Linked DNA regions of Homo sapiens: region 1 is linked to region 2. A link is a loop called in an ENCODE intact Hi-C map of the cell type or tissue named here. Cell type or tissue: B cell. All regions are shown on one strand. Each heading gives the region's core, and the rest is flanking DNA. Links, peaks and the distances in the headings are about the cores only.

The links. A loop is a pair of places that touch in the nucleus more often than their neighbours do. Peaks named below come from ENCODE experiments on the same cell type or tissue, not always from the same donor. Only the 100,000 strongest peaks of a DNase experiment are listed, where the experiment ranks them.
Region 1: it touches region 2 in a loop (2.8-fold over the local background); 4 of 110 quality-filtered maps call a loop at or near these places.

What each region holds. Positions count from the first base shown.
Region 1 is chr17:16,413,954-16,416,453 of GRCh38, reverse strand. It overlaps TRPV2 (transient receptor potential cation channel subfamily V member 2), which reads right to left and starts at 883. Exons shown (of 15, transcript NM_016113.5): 1 at 621-883. RefSeq lists a silencer at 93-212 and an enhancer at 933-1,052. In B cell, for the core only: CTCF peaks have their summits at 1,118 and 1,321 (motif pointing right); DNase peaks (open chromatin) are centred at 783 and 1,333; H3K4me3 peaks cover 1,361 bases; H3K27ac peaks cover 1,461 bases.
Region 2 is chr17:16,209,642-16,219,774 of GRCh38, reverse strand. NCOR1 (nuclear receptor corepressor 1) reads left to right here and starts at 4,241. Exons shown (of 46, transcript NM_006311.4): 1 at 4,241-4,413. It overlaps PIGL (phosphatidylinositol glycan anchor biosynthesis class L), which reads right to left and starts at 2,565. Exons shown (of 7, transcript NM_004278.4): 1 at 2,314-2,565. The coding sequence starts at 2,548. RefSeq lists enhancers at 2,540-2,789, 3,976-4,035, 3,613-4,528, 4,529-5,445 and a silencer at 4,306-4,775. In B cell, for the core only: CTCF peaks have their summits at 3,880 (motif pointing right) and 4,079; a DNase peak (open chromatin) is centred at 4,194; H3K4me3 peaks cover 2,404 bases; H3K27ac peaks cover 2,500 bases.

The DNA of each region.
Region 1 (2,500 bases), core at 1-2,500, 200 kb before region 2:
AAGGGTGGGGCCTCGGTCAGGGTTGGGGAACCCTCATGGGCCCAGTGAGCAGGATCAGAAAGAAGAAGGAGTCAAAGAGTGGTAAGGAGACAGAAGGGTGGAGAAGGGGGCAGGGGGCAGGGGGCAGAGAGCAGAGAGGAGCGGCACCAGCAGAGGGAAGTGGAGAGGGTAGGCTGGGACCAGGCCCTGGGGACCCGGGTGGGGTATTTTCCCATGGAAACATGGGAGGTGGGGAGCTGCCTGGCTGCCTCAGTTTGCAGATGTGACCCACCACCCTTTCTACACACACTGGGGCAGAAGGGTGCTCTTTCCGTTTCATACCGTTTAGCCCATCTGTGTCCCCAACCAAACCCTGGCCCATTCCTCCAGCCCTAGACTCCCAAGCCCCAGCAGCAACAGTTGTCTGTCCAGCCCCCACCCCACCTCCTGGGACCCTCACCCACCCTGGCAGCAGAGGAAGGGGTGTGGAGGTCCAGGGAGAGGGTGCTGGAGCCCCACACAGACCCTGGCTCCAGGCTGTAGAAGCCAGGAGCCCACTAGGCCTTCCCCACCCCATCATTCACTGTCAGGCTTGGAGACCCGGCCCCCTCCAACGTCCCCAGCATTGCCCACCGACTTACCCCGCAGGCTGAGGCCAGGGCGTGGCGGCTGCTGGGATCCCGGAGCTTCTCAGTAGCAGGGGCTGCGGGAGGAAGTGAAGCCGGGAGGGGCTGCCGGCGCTGACAGCAGAGGAGCGGCGGAACCTCCCTCCCCAGCTCTGAGCACTAAGCTCCAGCAAGCAGGTTCTGGTCTCTCGGTCACCCTCAGCCCACCTGGCCAGCCGGCACGGTGGAGAACGGGAGCTTAACTCTCCCCTGTCAGGACAGGCTAGCCACCAGAGACTGACCATCTGGACACACCCTGCTGCGAATCAGGCTCCACCCCCACCCCTCCCCCTTCTAGCCACTAAGGTCTCAGGTGGGGGTGGGTGACACTCAGAGGCAGCCCTTGGATGCTGGGGACTTGCCACCCATGGAAGCTGCCATGGATGGGGGATTCTTCCCCAAGTCCACTGACAGCTATCTCCTCCCCTTCTCCACCACATGCCTTCCAAGCAGCCGTGTGGCCCATAAATGGGCCTGAGTTGACCCATGGCAGGGGAGAAAGCTGATGTGGACAGCCCCCAGGGAGAGGCTCAGCCCAGCAGATGCCCCTGGGAACACAGTCCCACCCACCCATCCACCCAGCAGTTGGGGGACTTTCCCACCTCCCAGGACCTTCTCCCAGCCTCCTGACCCCAGGACTCTGATGGCTAAAGTTCCCCTAAAGGTGCTCCAAGCACCAGCCAGCAGGTGGAGACAAGGAGGTGGGCACGCACTGCTAAAATCAGACCTCACCACCAACGGGGCCCTGGTCTGGACTCAGTCTTGGAGCTTGGGGACCCAACCACCACCGAAGTAGCCCTAGGAATCTCTCTCCCTCACTCCCAAAACCTGGCATCAGCTCTTCCTCCAAAATTTGTCTTTCTGAGTGGTCCAAGCCACTATCACTGCTCCCCTGGGCAACTGCAGCCACCTCCAAACTGGTCTCCCTGCTTCATTCTTGCCCCACACTCATAATCCATTTCTCCTTATAGCAACTGAAGTGACCTTTTAAAAATGGGAACCAGGGCCGGGCGCAGTGGCTCACACCTGTAATCCCAGCACTTTGGGAGGCCGAGGTGCATGGATCACTTGAGGTCAGGAGTTCAAGACCAGCCTGGCTAACATGGCAAAACCCCATCTCTACTAAAAATACAAATATTAGCTGGATATGGTGGTGGGCACCTGTAATCTCAGCTACTTGGGAGGCTGACGCAGGAGAATCGCTTGAACCTGGGAGGCGGAAGTTGCAGTGAGCTGAGATTGTGCCACTGCACACCAGCCTGGACAACAGAGCGAGACTCTGTGTCAAAAAAGAAAAAAAAAGAAAACCAGGTCACCTAACGCCTTGACTTAATCACAAAACCTCACCCATGGTGCTTGGAATAAAATGCAAACTCCATACCATGAGCCCTCAAAGTCCAGATGCCCTTCTCCATCGCTATCCGTCACTCATGGCAACCCTGTCATGCACATTACACTCTAGGCCTGCGCCATCCAATAAGATAGTCACTAGCCACAATGACTGTTTAGATTTAAATCAATTATAATAGGCCTCACGCTTGTAATCCCAGCACTTTGGGAAGCTGAGGTGGGTGGATCACCTGAGGTCAGGAGTTCCAGACCTGCCTGACCAACATAGTGAAACCCCATCTCTACTAAAAATACAAAATTAGTCCAGGCGCGGTGGCTCATACCTGTAATCCCAGCACTTTGGGAAGCCAAGGTAGGTGGATCACTTGAGGTGAGGAATTCGAGACCAGCCTGGCCAATATGGCAAAACCCCATTTCTCCTAAAAATAAAAAAAAATAGCCAGGCGTAGTGGCACGTGCCTGTAATCCCAGCTACTTGGGAGGCTGAGGCAGGAGAATCGCTTAAA
Region 2 (10,133 bases), core at 3,084-5,583:
GGCTATCCCAGCAAAACCTCAGCTCTACCAAAAATACAAAAATTAGCCCAACATGTGGTGCACACTGTAGTCCCAGCTACTCGAGAGGCTGAGGTAAGAGAATTGCTTAAACTCAGGAGGCGTAGGTTGCAGTGAACTGAGATTGCGCCCCTGCACTCCAGCCTGGGTGACAGAGTGAGACTCCATCTCAAAAAGAAAACTAAACAAAAAACCCCCCACCAAACCTAGAAGCTAAGAAAAAATGGTGGCATTACTTGTAACTATTTGCAATTAATATTCTTAACAGAGCATAAATTTTAGAAGAAAAGTGCTTGGGCTCCAATTCTTAATAAATATGTAAAATGGTTTACTTTTACTGGTAACAAAGGTTTTTGGGGGAGAAGATACTAAACAAATTAAGAAATTTATAAAAAATGGCCAGGTGTGGTGGCTTACGCCTGTAATCCCAGCACTTTGGGAGGCTGAGGCGGGCAGATCAAAAGTTCAGGAGATCAAGACCATCCTGGCTAACACAGTGAAACCCCGTCTCTACTAAAAACTAAAAACAAATAAAAAAATTAGCTGGGCATGGTGGCGGGCGGGCGCCTGTAGTCCCAGAAAGAAGGGCGTGAACCCAGGAGGCAGAACTTACAGTGAGCCGAGATTGCGCCACTGCACTCCAGCCTAGGCGATAGAGCAAGACTCCGTCTCAAAAAAAAAAAAAAAAAAATTTATAAAAAATGTCAGTCAATGCTACAGAAAGTAGTATATTAAGACAGATACTCTCATTAGTGCCAGTAAGAATGTAAATAGGTAGGCCAGGCATGGTGGCTCACACTTGTAATCCCAAGCACTTTGGGAGGCCAAGGCAGGTGGATCACTAGAGGTCAGGAGTTTGAGACCAGCCTGGCTAACATGGTGAAACCTCATCTCTACTAAAAATACAAAAATTAGCCAGGTGTGGTGGCATGCGCTTGTAAACCCAGCTACTTGGCAGGCTGACGCAGGAGAATCACTTGAACCCGGGTGGTGGAGGTTGCAGTGAGCCGAGATCACGCCACGGCACTCCAGCCTGGGCAACAGAGCGAGACTATCTCAGAAAAAAAAAAAAAAAAAAAGAGTAAGTTGGCATTTTGTTTTTGGGAATGTGTTTTGCAATGCAAAGCCTAAAAACAGCCAATTTTAAAAATTAATACTCATGAAATAATATAAAATACATAAAGATGTTCTCTGCTCTTTGCAATAAACTAGGAAAAAACCCTCTGAATGTACAAACAATAAGGGATGATTAAGGTTTATCCCGATGAAGCCATTTAACAGGCTATACATTTAGATCTAATTAATATAGGTAGATGTTTAAAGTTTCATGAGGACACTGCTCTTATCTAGCTTTCCACTTTTGTATCCCTAGGGCATAGAATAAGGCCTAGCACATAAATGTTTAATAAGTATTTGGTAAATAAATGAAAAAGTAATGTCGAGTAAAAACGATATAAAATTTTATAAAATGTGATTTCTGTGAAGAAGCTGTATAGAAAAAGAATTGGAAAGACACACAAACAAATGGGAAAAGAGGTCATGGGCAATTTAAAAAAATAGCTTTATTGAGGTATACTTTGACATGCCATAAAATTCACCCATTGTATGTGTACAATTCAATTACTTCATTTATACAACTGTTCAATTATCACCATATTCCAGCTTAATGGTCAATATTTGCTTTGTCATTTGATCTTTTCTCTATGGTAAGCAAAAATCTATTATTTGAAAGGTTCCTTCACTGAAAGCTGGGTGGAGTTGAACTCTAAAATTACCTACAAAATTACTTTCTATCTAGTCATCTATGTCTAATTCTTCAATTTGACACATGCATGTTACTAGCACAAGCTGCATTTTAAAGGCAGCAGGAAGGTCTTTTACTATCATTAGAAGTTAACTTTAAGGATTGAGCAGGCACGATACAGCATAGATTGTTTCGTGTGCTATATAGTAAGGTCAATATTCTTGCTCCTTCTACAAATAAAAAAAAGTTCCACAGAATAACAAGTACAGGTGGAGTTCCCAACGGAAATGCAGGTACTGAATACAACCAACTGCAACTGTTTCTCTGCTCCTCAATCCTGCTGGCGTAGTACGCGAGCTGCCGACGTCCCCCAACCCACCAGGTAAGCCGGCCGCTCCTGTCCCTAGGCTGTGAGGGGTTCAGAGGTAAGACCTTCGGTGTATTCACTTAGCTCCCTACGGAAAACTTCGAGAAGAAGGCGACTGAGATCGGTTAGCACTTAAATCCCTTTCAAAGCCCCGGCTCCCATCGCCCCTCCTATGGCCTCCTACCTGCAGAGAAGCAAAGCAGGTACACCCAGTGCCTTAGGCGGGCCAAGCCTAGCACTGTGGGAGCAAAAAACATGGCTTCATCGTCAGGGTGCGCTATGACCAGCAGGGTCCGGCTTTCGGCTCCCAGCCGTCCTCCCTGCTCCCGACTCTTCATTCGTTCTGAGGAGTCCCAAACCCAGAGGAAGCCCCATGCCAAGACCGCCAACGCCACACACAGGAGCCACATTGCTTCCATGATGGGTAAGCAGCACTGAGCCTGCGCAGTAGGAAAGGCTGCCTCTGACCCTGACTCCGGCTGGAAAACTTCACCGGGGAATGTTGGGTTCCGCTGTTAAGTCCCTCCCGCCGACATGCTCCGGAAGCTTGAGGTTTTAACGTTAAGGGTTCTCTTGTGTTTTAACACAGAAGTCTCCATGCCGTCCAGTTTCCTACCCTAGTCCTACCACACTGTACAATCGGTTTAAAAGGAAGCGTCTTATATATAAGCTCCCACTTATAGGAAGAGTTCCTTCCTCTTCATTTTCGAATTCATTTCTTAAAACTCGGGCCTTTCTCGTAATTATAGGGTTAGACAGCCCGTTATCCGTATGACAGTTTTCCAAAATAGCCAGTTACACCAACTTTGTTATTCCTTCTCACTTTTGGATGGCTTTCTTTACCTTTTTTTTTTTTTTTGAGAGGCTCTGTCGCCCAGGCTGGAGTGCAGTGGAGCGATCTCGGCTCACTGCAACCTCTGTCTCCCGGGTTCAAGCGACTCTTCTGCCTCAGCCTCCCGAGTAGCTGGGACTATAGGCGCGCGCCACCACGCCCAGCTAATTTTTGTATTTTTAGTAGAGAGGGGGTTTCACCATGTTAACTAGGCTGGTCTCGAACTCCTGACTTCGTGATCCGCTCGCCTCGGCCTCCCAAAGTGCTGGGATTACAGGCCTGAGCCACCGCGCCCGGCCCTTTCTTTTTTTTTTTTGAAACGGTCTGGCTCCGTCGCCCAGGCTGGAGTGCAGTGGCGCGACCTAGGTTCGCTGCTACCTCAGCCTCCCGCGTTCAAGCAATTCTCCCACTTCGGTCTCCCCAGTAGCTGGGATTACTGGCGCGCGCCACCACGCCCGCTTAATTTTTGTATTTTTAGTAGTGACGGGGTTTCTCCATGTTCGTCAGGCTGGTCTCGAACTCCTGACCTTAAGTGATGGCCCGCCTCGGCCTCCCTAAGTGCTGGGATTACAAGCGTGACCCACTGCGTCCGGTCGGGCCTGGCTTTTCTAAAGGAACGTATGCGTGCGGTTACGAGGAACCGTCGTTTCCCCAGCAGGGTGAGGCTGAGCGTGCACTTAACAGTCGCGAGGGCCACAGGCTCCTCTTGCAAGTAACTTAAGGTTAAGGAGCAACATCGTGGACAAATCGGCCTCGCCCAGCATTTCAGTGAGGGCTTGGTGCGAATTCCAGCCAGAGCCCTAGAAAGTATCTTGGGCAGGTCGAAATGCACCCCTCCAGCTCCCAGCCACGAGGGGACCGGCTTCCCTGTACGCAGCTCCGGCCAGAGGAGGCCGCCGCCGCCCCACCACGCCGCGGAGGGGTTTGCAGGGTCCCTTCCACGGCCTGGAGTTTTTCCTTTTCCCACGCCTGAGGAAGGCCTCGGGCGCGCGGAACAGACGGGCAGGCGGGGGGCGCACAAGCCCAGGGCACGATGGCAGCAGCGCTGGATCCGGCTGGGCGCTGCTCGGCCCCGTATCCGTCCGAGAGGACCGCCGCTGCCAGGCCTAGAGGAGACATGAAGAGACCGGGCGCAGCGCGACCCGGGAAGCTCCGCCGAGGTAGGAGAGGCGCCCGGCCAGCGGAGGGAGTTGGTCTCCCAACTCTCCGGAAGGAGGAGGAGCCGGCGCTGGAGCCGCCTTAGCCGCGGCTCCGCGGGCTGGGGGGAGGGAGAGGGGTTGAGTCAAGATGGCGGCCAAGGTGGCGAAGCAGCAGCCGCGGCGGCGGCGGCGGCTGGAGTGAGCGTCCGACTCGCCGCGCCGAACGAGGTCCCGGTGTAGGGCCGCGCGCCGTGGCCGCGTCCCACTCCTCAGGCCGGGGCGCACGTCGGCTCCCACGCTTAGCCAGCTCCCGGTGAGTAGGCCCTGGCGCCTGCAACCCCGGCCTCCGGGCTCCTGCTAGTCCGGGGGCTTCCGAGGGCTCCCGGGGCAGCAGCCGCTGGGACGGTTTCTCCGCCGGGCGGGGGGTGTCGCAGGCCTGGGCAGGTCGGGACCCGTCCTGGCCGCCTGGCCTCTTCCACTCGGCAGCCCAGGAGAGAGCCGGGCGCGGCGGGGAGCTCGGGCTGGGCTAGCGGAGGCTTATGGAGTTTGGAGGAAGAATGGGCTGTGGCCGGGCCGGGGCTGGCCCCGAGGTGTCCTGTGCGGAGGGGCGTGCGGAGCCTACAGGGCCTGCGAGGGAGAGCGGGCAGCCGGTGCCCCGGGTGGGGCCGGCGCAGGTGGCGGGCCTGGGCTCACTGAGGCGGAGTTGGTGGCCGACTTGGAAGTGTAGAAGGGGCTGCGGAGGTTGACAGCCATGGACAAGTGCGTGCAGAGTAAATTAGTTCACCTTTCTAACAGACCGCTTCAGGGTGTAATGGCGAAGGCTGGGTACTGGTGGAGATGGCAAAGATCCGAACACTATACCTTCTGCCGTTTATTGTTGGTGTTTTCTTAAGCGAAGTCCGTAAGTGCACCCCTTTTTGGGGAGAGAGGAATTTGAGAAACTGTAGTTGTGAAATCAGCCTTTATGGAGAGGAGACTGAATTCTTCAAATTAACTGGATCAGGAATAGTCATGTATTAAAGGAATGGATGGGAATAAGTGATATGGACGAAAACTATTTGCTCAGGAAGTGTCAGTTTTCTTTATGTGATGTTGCATGCTGCGGTGCCTCTTCCACAGAGTTAACCTTGGAGAGTAGTAGTATAGGTAATTCTAATCTTTGGGATTAGTATGTAAACCTGCATCAGATTTGCTTCTCTAATTATATCCTAATTATATTGAAATTTACATTCCTTGTGTGCACCCTGGTGAGGCAGTGATGGAAGGCTGAACATGGCACTGTGCAAGGAGCAACAGGCCCGGGATTTAAAAATGCCTACAAAGATTCATTCATTCGTTCAATATATCTTGATCAATAGCTGCTGATGCTGGGTCACATGTGATTGTCCTGTGGATAACTGAAGAGTTGATGGCATCGTTTAATTTTTAATAGCTTTTTAAAATGTTTTGATGTACCTTTTCATGAAGATATTTATTGGATGAACCAACTTGTACTTGCCCGGGCTCAGGAGCAGACCAATTTTAGAATGTTATTTAGACAAGGGTAACAATTACAGAAGAAGTAACCGCAAGTTACTGGAGAGAGAAATCTTGTATCTTTTTTTCTTTTTCTGTTAACATCCGGTGGAAGTTTATTTATTTGTTTTAATATTTATAGTACCCAGTTGCTTGGCCTTGCTTTAAGCACACCTGTTAATGGAAATCAAGATTAATTGTATATATGGATATAGCTATGTATAAAATGCTCACAGTAGGAACTGATTACTTACAATACTAAAATACTCTTTCCTTTTACAAAAGGCTTGCCATATGTTGAACTACTCCCCCGGAGAAAATATAATACAAAGTATCTTGATTCTTGCTCTAACTATGTGATTTTGGAACTTGATCAACCTTTCTGTGCTTCAGTTTCCTCATCTTGAATATTAGGTAAACATCTACTCTCCTAGGGTTGGCTGTTGTGAGCCTAAAGGGAGTTAATAGTTATAAAATTGTTTTAAACAGATTGAAGGGGTTATATTTCTGTGAGGTGGTAACAGCTCCCTCTGGGCTCCTGTAATGCTTTTTCTGCACATCTCTCGCGGCATTTACACTTTCTATCTTGTAGGTATTTATGTACCTATTTTATCTCTTGAGAGCAGGATAGGCCCTTCGCTGATTTTATCTTTTTTTTTTTTTTTTTTTTGAGACAGTCTTGCTCTGTCACCCAGGCTGGAGTGCAGTGGCGCAATCTCAGCTCATTGCAACCTCCGCCTCCGGGTTCAAGCAATTCTTCTGCCTCAGCCTCCCGAGTAGCTGGGACTACAGGCGCGTGCCACCATGCCTGGCTAATTTTTTTGTACTTTGAGTAGAGACGGGGTTTCACCGTGTTAGCCAGGATGGTCTCAATCTCCTGACCTCGTGATCCGCCTGCCTTGGCCTCCCAAAGTGCTGGGATTACAGGCGTGAGCCACCGTGCCTGGCTTATTTTTAATTGAATACTTGTTGGATTTAAAAAACAGTAAAATTTGTGTTTTGCCTATCCTCTTAATCAAAAAAGAATGAAATGATGGAAATTAACTTATAGGAAAGATTAGATTAGTTAATAACTTTTTTAAAGCTTTTTTTTTTTTTTTTTGGAGACAGGGTCTCTTTTGCCCAGGCTGAAATACAGTGGCTCGCTGCAGCCTTGACCTCTGGACTCAGGTGATCCTTCCACCTCAGCCTCCCAAGTCGCTGGGACTACAGGCACAGGCCACCACGCCTGGTTAATTTTTTTTTTTGTTTGTAGAGAAAGGGTTTGACCATGTTGTCTAGGCTGGTCTCGAGCTCCTGGGCTCAAGCGATCTGCCTGTCTCAGCCTCCCAAAGTGCTAGGATGATAGGGGTGAGCCACTGCACCCGGCCTTAAAAGCATTAAAAAAAATTGTGTTATGAATTGGTGAAATTTTCTTTTCTTACCTTTGTTATCTGCTGTAGAAGGCAAAGGCCTTTGGATAGACTGGGGGTTGATGTAGGTGAGTGTCAGGCTGTTTGTTTTTTAAAAAATATGTTTTGGTTATTTGGTTTTAATTGTATTCTGTGATCTATCTTAGTTGTAATTTCAAATTCTTCTTGATGCCTGGGAATGATGGAACTCTTGCATATTTAGTTCCATCTGTTCTTTTACTTAAGATACTGGATTTTACTAGACTATGATATAAAACAACTAGTAAAGATTGATCAGAATTTATTGTGTATAGTCTTATTTGTAGATTAGAGATTCATATATTTTTGTTTACTCACTTATATTCAACCAGTATGAGGTGCTTTTTATGTTCTGGCACACTACTAAATACTAGAAAGTTATAAAATATAGTCGAGCAGATCAGTTATATTCACAAATAACTCAGTCTATAGATTATCTTTTTTTTTTCTTTTTTTTTCCTTTGAGACAGGGTCTCGCTCTTGTCACCCAGGCTGGAGGGCAGTGGCGTGATCTCAGGCTCACTGCAACTTCAGCTTCCCAGGTTCAAGTGATTCTCCTGCCTCAGCCTCCTGAGTAGCTGGGATTACAGGCATGCGCCACCATGCCTGGCTAATTTTTGTATTTTTAGTAGAGACGTGTTGGTCAGGCTGGTCTTGAACTCCTGACCTCATGATCTACCCGCCTTGGCCTCCCAAAGTGCTGGGATTACAGGTGTGAGCCACTGTGCCCGGCCCTATAGATTATCTTATATTTGGTCCTTTTCAGGTTTGAGGATGCAAAAAATACATGTATACATGTAAATGGTTAAGAAAACATTTTGTTTCTTTTTCTATTAGCACTTTTTAAGAGCACTGGAAAACTATGAAAAGCTTCTGTAATGTAGTAATAACCGTATGTGGAGCATCTGTTTTTTATTTTGGTTTTCTTGTGGTGGCATTTTTCCTTGAACACTTATACTGTTCTTCTACCATTTTTTTCCTACCCCAGTAGCTTGTGTGGTCAAAATATTACTAGAATAGTCTTCAGATACAACCTATTTTTTTTTTCTTTGCATTTGAAAGTCTGAGACTGTATGAAACACTGCGAATGTTCCTATGGAGTTCTTCAGACAGTTTGCTTCTTCCGTATGTCCTGCTGTTACTTTTATTTAACAGCGATCTCAAAAACAACAAAATTGGTTAAAATAAAATGTTAATGGCAGGGCACAGTGGCTCATGCCTATAATCCTAGTACTTTGGGAGGCTGAGGTGATAGGACCACTTGAGGCCAGGAGTTTGAGACCAACCTGCACAACAGAGCGAGTCCCATCTCTACAAAAAAATTGAAAAATTAGCAGAGTGTGCTTGTGGTCCCAGCTACTTGGGAAGCTGAGCCTGGGAGGTTGAGGTTGCAGTGAGCCATGATCATGCCAGTGCACTCACTTCAGACTGGGTGACAGAGCAAGACTGTCTCTCAAAAAAAAAAATAAATAAAAATAAAATAAAAATAGCTAATTTATAGAATGTAGAGTCAGATTATCTAGTCTTGTTTTACTTTCGATAACACTGAAGGTCGGAGAAGTGAAGTGATTTACCTGCCTAAGTTGCTAAAGTTGGGCAATAGCAGAATCTAAGTCTTTTCGTATCTATTATAGTGTTCACTGTGTTACACTGTATCATCCATGGGATGAATCGATTTGATGATTGACACTTAAAAATCGGCCAGGCGCGGTGGCTCACACCTGTAATCTCAGCACTTTGGGAGGCCGAGGTGGGCGGATCATGAGGTCAGGAGATCGAGACCATCCTGGCCAACATGATGAAACCCTGTCTCTACTAAAAAAATACAAAAAATTAGCCGGGCATGATGGCACGCACCTGTAGTGCCAGCTACTCGGGAGGCTGAGGCAGGAGAATGGCGTGAACCCGGGAGGCGGAGCTTGCAGTAAGCCGAGATTGCGCCACTGCACTCCAGCCTGGGTGACTGAGTGAGACTCTGCCTCAAGAAAAAAAAAAAAAAATTGGAGTGAATAGGAAATGAGAGATTACTTTGGATATTTAGCTTAGGTATTGAATTTAAGATACTTCTTAATATTAAATTTTGGCAATGAAAATATAGTTTGAAAAAATTGATACTGATCTATGTCAGTGTTACAGTGATCACCAGGAATTATTTAGTTTGCTTAATTTTTAATCTGCTTTGATGAATAGCTTCTTAAACAAAAATGTCTTTGAGGTTATCTGGGTCCAGTGACACTTCATGGAATTTAAGTATTAATAGTGATGGAAATTTTATTATGCCAGTGGTTTAAATACCCCTGAGGCCCAAATAAATAGTTTAAATTATTATTATTACTATTATTTTTGAGGCAGCGTTTCACTCTTGTTGCCCAGGCTGGAGTGCAATGGCGCTGTCTCAGGTCACCATAACCTCTGCCTCCTGGGTTCAAGCAATTCTCCTGCGTCAGCCTCCCAAGTAGCTGGGATTACAGGCATGCACCACCACGCCCTGCTAATTTTGTATTTTTTAGTAGAGACAGGGTTTCTCCATATTGGTCAGGCTGATCTCGAACTCCTGACCTCAGGTGATCCTCCCGCCTCAGCCTCCCAAAGTGCTGGGATTACAGGCGTGAGCCACCACACCTGGCCTACAAATAGGTTAAATTATTTTATAAAATTAGCTGTTGCTTGTTTTGCCTACTCTCAGACTTCTGGATTTTTTTTTTAAGTATGAAGGATTTCAATTGTTATATTAATATAAAAGCTTAGATAAATAGCACAAACATGAACATTTTTTTTTTTGACAGAGTCTCACTCTATTGCCCAGGCTGGAGTACAGTGGCACAATCTCAGCTCACTGCAACCTCCACTTCTCAGGTTCAAGTGATTCTCGTTCTCAGCCTCCCAAGTAGCTGGGATTACAGGCATATGCCACCATGCCCCGCTAATTTTTGTGTTTTTAGTAGAGAAAGAGTTTCGCCATGTTGGCCAGGCTGATCTTGAACTCCTGACCTCAAGTGATCTGCCCGCCTTGGCCTCCCAAAGTGTTGGGATTACAGGCGTGAGCCATCGCACTTGGCCGAGTGTATTCTTTATGGTTTTTTTTTTT